2 separate regions of the Homo sapiens genome follow, and region 2 is linked to region 1. Evidence: read pairs that join two places in POLR2A ChIA-PET (ENCODE). Cell type or tissue: PC-9. All regions are shown on one strand. Each heading gives the region's core, and the rest is flanking DNA. Links, peaks and the distances in the headings are about the cores only. Region 1 has its middle 5.1 kb from the start of ERO1A. Region 2 overlaps STYX (serine/threonine/tyrosine interacting protein).

Evidence for each region. ChIA-PET counts read pairs that join two places held together with the same protein. Peaks named below come from ENCODE experiments on the same cell type or tissue, not always from the same donor. Only the 100,000 strongest peaks of a DNase experiment are listed, where the experiment ranks them.
Region 2: POLR2A ChIA-PET joins it to region 1 with 11 read pairs; 8 of 35 experiments call an interaction of 5 or more read pairs at or near these places.

What each region holds. Positions count from the first base shown.
Region 1 is chr14:52,699,270-52,702,087 of GRCh38, reverse strand. No RefSeq gene overlaps it. Among named protein-coding and RNA genes, the nearest start is that of ERO1A, 5.1 kb to the right of the region's middle. In PC-9, for the core only: no CTCF peak of the experiment used is centred there; a DNase peak (open chromatin) is centred at 1,197; H3K4me3 peaks cover 868 bases; H3K27ac peaks cover 2,500 bases.
Region 2 is chr14:52,761,631-52,764,448 of GRCh38, reverse strand. The region is part of intron 9 of STYX (serine/threonine/tyrosine interacting protein); the gene reads right to left. Among named protein-coding and RNA genes, the nearest start is that of GNPNAT1, 29 kb to the left of the region's middle. In PC-9, for the core only: no CTCF peak of the experiment used is centred there; no DNase peak of the experiment used is centred there.

The DNA.
Region 1 (2,818 bases), core at 10-2,509:
CCCTTACTCCAGACTCCCACTTTTCCTACTTGCATCCTCCATGAATGCAATATATGTAAATTTTGGTTAAATTGCTATCCAATATTTGTGTCATTGTGGGGCTATGTATGTCAAGCAGTATACTATTTGCTTTATTAAAAAATTTTTTTTTGGCCGGGCACGGTGGCTCACACCTGTAATCCCAGCACTTCGGGAGGCTGAGGCAGGCGGATCACGAGGTCAGGAGATTGAGACCATCCTGGCTAACACGGTGAAACCCCATCTCTACTAAAAATACAAAAAATTAGCCGGGTGTGGTGGCAGGCGCCTGTAGTCCCAGCTACTCGGGAGGCTGAGGCAGGAGAATGGCATGAACCCAGGAGGCGTAGCTTACAGTGAGCCGAGATCACGCCACTGCACTCCAACCTGGGTGACAGAGCGAGACTCTGTCTCAAAAAAAAAAAAAACACATTTTTTTTTTGAGACAGAGTCTTGCTCTTGTTGTCCAGGCTGGAGTGCAGGAAATCGAATTGAAGGAGAGAGGAATCAGCATTGTCAGAATGCAGCAGAGATTTCATGAAAATTGGTCATTGGGTTGGGCAATAGGAAGGCCATGTAAAGAGGAGTTTCAGGGGAGTAGAGCTGGAAACCAGACTGCATCATGGGTTAAAATGTGAGTGGGAAGTTGAGGAGTGAATGATAAGTGAAGTCAGTGACTGCATACAGCTTGCTTTCAGGAATTTGAGGTAAAGAAGGTGAAGATGTTACGTGTCATGTCTTCCCCCTTCAGATGATTCTAAGCACCTTGAGACAAATGTCTAGTAATGTACCACGTGTGCAACCATATTCAGTAAATATTAATGACAGGAATGATTCTAATAAAAATATCAGCACTAAACCCATTAGGTTTTTACTTAGCCTTTCTTTGTACTAATTTATTTCCTTTAAATTGTTTTCTTCCAGTCTATTCAATGACAGAAATTGTATGGGTACTGAGAAGCTTCCCACAGAAATCCCCACATACCATTTTGAGACACTGGACTCAAGCCATTTCCTGCTTTGGTCATAAAAAAAAAAATAGTCGCTGTTATTTACACAGTAATCAGAATTCCATCAGGAAATGCTGTGTGCATTAAATCTAAGTCATGTTATTGTTATAATCACTAGTATTAGAAAAACAAGTTTGTGACCTTGTTCATCTCTAAAAAATTTAATGTTGTTTAGCAAAGTTGTAATGAATGGGAAGTTGGGCTTTCAGAAATCAAAGGTTGATCTATGTACCCTGTGGGTGCTCTTTAAATAGTTAATGAATGACTAATCAGTGATTTCATGGCCTCTAACACAGGTGAGACGATTGCCTGAGCAGGTATATTTGAAGAAGCAAACTCATGCAAAGGGAGTTTCCTTCTGGCCTGAAAGATTCTCATGGACACTTCAGTGATATTCACATCACACACATAAAACTGTATTTACTTATTCTAAAATCGCTTACAAATCTGAAACAAAACATTATAATTATCTAGACAATAAGGTAAAAAAAGTGGATACTTTTTCTAAGTTTGCTAGAAATTTATTCTGGGAAAGAGTTTGAGTTTTATGGAAAATAATTTCTATCATGAGAACACTGACATTTTTAAGCTCCCCCAGGTTACAGGTCATTGCATTAGGGTAAAATGTTAAGCTGATTCATATTCAGATTGCTTCCTTCTAAAATCATAGGCTTTATTAATTTCCTCTTTTCTTATTGTGTTTCTCATTTTTGATGGCCTAATCTTCATTTATTAGTACTGTGGCCAGTGAAAGATTTTCATTTATTCCACGAACATGTACAAAGACAAGATCCTTGTTAAGGATCTCTGGGAGTCTCAGGGACATTTGAAACACAATCCCTGCTCAAGAAGTTTAAAGATGTTACAATTCAGTGAAGAAATATGAAGTAGAAAATATCATAAAAGATTATATACTAATGCTGAAATGAACATGGGAGTGCAGATATTTCTTTGACATACAAATTTTATTTTTATTTTTAAGACAGAGTCTCGCTCTGTCACCCAGGCTGGAGTACAATGGCATGATCTCAGCTCACTGCAACCTCCGCCTCCCAGGTTCTAGAAATTCTCTCACCTCAGCCTCCCGTGTAGCTGAGACTACAGGCACACACCACCATGCCTGGCTAATTTTTTGTATTTTTAGTGTAGACGGGGTTTCACCATGTTGGTCCGGCTGGTCTTGAACTCCTGACCTCAAATGATCTGCCCGCCTCAGCTTCCCAAAGTGCTGGGTCAGGCGTGAGCCACCATGCCCAGTCTGACACGCCAATTTTAATACCTTTGTATATACACCCAGAAGTGGGATTGCTGGATCATATGGTAATTCTATTTTTAGTTGTGTGTGTGTTTTTTTTTTGTCTGCTTTGTTTTGTGAGATGGAGTCTCGCTCTGTTGCCCAGGCTGGAGTGCAGTGGCGCGATCTCGGTTCACTGTAACCTCTGTCTTCCAGGTGCAAGCAATTCTCCTGCCTTAGCCTCCAGAGTAGCTGGGACTACAGGCACGTGCTGCCACGCCCAGCTAATTTTTGTATTTTTAGTAGGGACGGGGTTTCACCGTGTTAGCCAGGATGGTCTCCATCTCCTGGCCTCATGATCTGCCTGCCTCGGCCTCCCAAAGTGCTGGGATTACAGGTGTGAGCCACCGTGCCCGGCCTATTTTTAGTTTTTTGAGGAACCTCCATACTATTTTTCAAAATGGCTGTACTAATTTACATTCCCACCAACAGTGTACAAGTGTTTCCATTTTTCCACATCCTTTCCAGCACCTGTTATCATTCATCATTTTGGCAA
Region 2 (2,818 bases), core at 261-2,760, 62 kb before region 1:
CAATCCTAGACTACACTGAGGAAAAGCATCTAAAATCAAGTGATTTAGAAAGCTTGAAGGAAAAGGAATGGGAAAACTCAAAAGGTAGCAAGCGAACAGAAAGAGTAGGATTCACAATATTAAACGAGGTTAACTGCAAGGTAAAATAACCGAAATTTGTCCAGGCACAGTGGCTCACACCTGTAATCCCAGCACTTTGGGAGGCCGAGGTGGGAGGATCATGAGGTCAGGAGTTCGAGACCAGCCTGGCCAACATGGTGAAACCCCGTCTCTACTAAAAATACAAAAATTAGCCGGGCGTGGTGATGCATGCCTGTAATCCCAGCTACTTGGGAGGCTGAGGCAGGAGAATCACTTGAACCCAGGAGGCAGAGGTTGCAGTGAGCCGAGATCGCACCACTGCACTCCAGCCTGGGCCACAGAGCAAGACTCTGTCTCAACAACAACAACAAAAAACCCTGAAATTTAAACAGGGTACAACTAAAATAAAAACCTAACTTGAATTTTTATGTACCAAATAGTTAAGTACAGAAAAAAACTTGCAGAACCAAAAAAGGGGAAATAAAGAAAAAATAAACACAATATAGTAAAAGATTTCAATTCACTGATTTCAGCCCAAGACAGATCAAGTGGACAAATACATTTAACTTTATCCCCTGAAAACAGAATGCATCTTCTTTTCAAATGCCCATAAAATTCATGAAAACAACTACATATTAAACCACAAAGAAAACATCAAAAAATACAAGTACTACAAAACATTCTGTGATTACAATGTAATAAAACTAAATATGAACAAAAATAAAAAATTTAAAACCCAGTCACCTATACAATAAAAAAAATCTCAACACATATTAGATAAAAAATGAAACCAAAACTGAAATCACAGAATATCAAGCTATAACATAAAAATAATGCAGATGAGAATCTGCAGCATGCGACTAACACAATGCAAAGAGGATAATTAATAGCCTTGAATTTTTGAAAGAATAAAAAGAAACCAAGTTTTCAACTCAGGAAATTCACAACAGCAGCAGCAAACAACACTAAAGCAAAGTACCAAGGAAGCAGAAATTAGAATACAGAAAAACAACATGGACTAACCAGATGAAGAAAAAAAATAATAGAACCAAAAGATATTAAAGTACAAGATATTATTTTCCTTAATTCTATGTAGAACTCTTATGAAATCAATGATTACACAGAAGATCATAAATACATCCAAAGTGACCTGAGGGGTATCAGAAAATCAAACCAGGCCAGGAGCAGTGGCTCACATCTGTAACCCCAGCACTCTGGGGGCCGAGGCGGGCGGATCACCAGAGGTTAGGAGTTTGAGACCAGCCTGGCCAATGTGGTGAAACCTCGTCTCTACTGAAAATACAAAATTAGCCAGTTGTGGTGGCAGGCACCTGTAAATCCCAGCTATTCTGGAGGCTGAGGCAGCAGAATCACTTGAACCCAGGTGGCAGAGGTTGCAGTGAGTTGAGATTGCACCACTGCAGTCCAGCCTGGGCAACAGAGCAGAAGACTCTGCCTCAAAAAAAAAAAAAAAAAAAAAAAAAAGAAAGAAAGAAAGAAAGAAAGAAAAGAAAAAATCAAACCGATACACCAAATGAAGAATGTTGTCTGAGAACTGGTCTATTGTCAAAATATATGAATGAATGAAATAATGAATAACTGAATTAGATAAAACATTATGGTCAGATATTTCACAGGTGCCATATACTAATGCATTAAGAGACAAGTAACTCCAATCTAATTTAAATTGATCCATGGCACAAAGAGAAATGGAAAGCTTCCACTAAAAAATGAGAACACTGTGACAGAGATAGTAAAACCAGAAAAGGATAGTACAGAAAAAAAAAAGAAAGACAAACCAATTTACTATTTAACTGATTCCAAAATCCTGAACAAAAAGATTAGCAAATACAATCCAGCAATACATTAACAGAACAGTCTATCATAACCAAGTGGGATCCATTGCTGGACCAAAAGGATGATTCAATATTAGGAAATCCAATCTAATGTGATCCAGTAACTCAAGTCACCATATTAACGGTTCAAAAACTAGAACTAGCCATTCCATAAGCACCTTAAAAAAGAAAACTTCAAACTTCTAAAGGACATATCAGAATTTGGTATAAAATAAAAATGATATTTCAAATCGGTAGGCTATAAATAGATTTCCATAATATAAAAAGAGCTCTTACAAACCGGTGAGAGGAACACCAACAAATGATCACAAAAATCTGATAAAACATTTTTGGGCCAGGAGTGGTGGCTCACGCCTGTAATTCCAGCACTTTGAGAGGCCAAGGTGGGTGGATCACCTGAGGTCAGGAGTTCAAGACCATCCTGGGCAACATGGCAAAACCCTATCTCTATTTTTTTTTTTCTTTTGTGACGAAGTCTTGCTCTTGTTCCGCAGGCTGGAGTGCAATGATGCCATCTCGGCTCACTGCAACCTCCGCCTCCCGAGTTCAAGCAATTCTCCTGCCTCAGCCTCCCAAGTAGCTGGGATTACAGGCACCTGCCACCACGCCTGGCTAATTTTTGTAATTTTAGTAGAGACAGGGTTTCACGATGTTGGCCAGGCTGGTCTCAAACTCCTGATCTCAGGTGATCCACCCACCTCAGCCTCCCAAAGTGTTGGGATTACAGGCGTGAGCCACCACACCCGGCCATCCCATCTCTATTAAAAATACAAAAATTACCTGGGCGTGGTGGCACGTGCCTGTAATCCCAGCTACTTGGGAGGCTGAGGCAGGAGAATTGTTTGAACCTGGGAGGTGGAGGTTGCAGTGAACCGAGATGG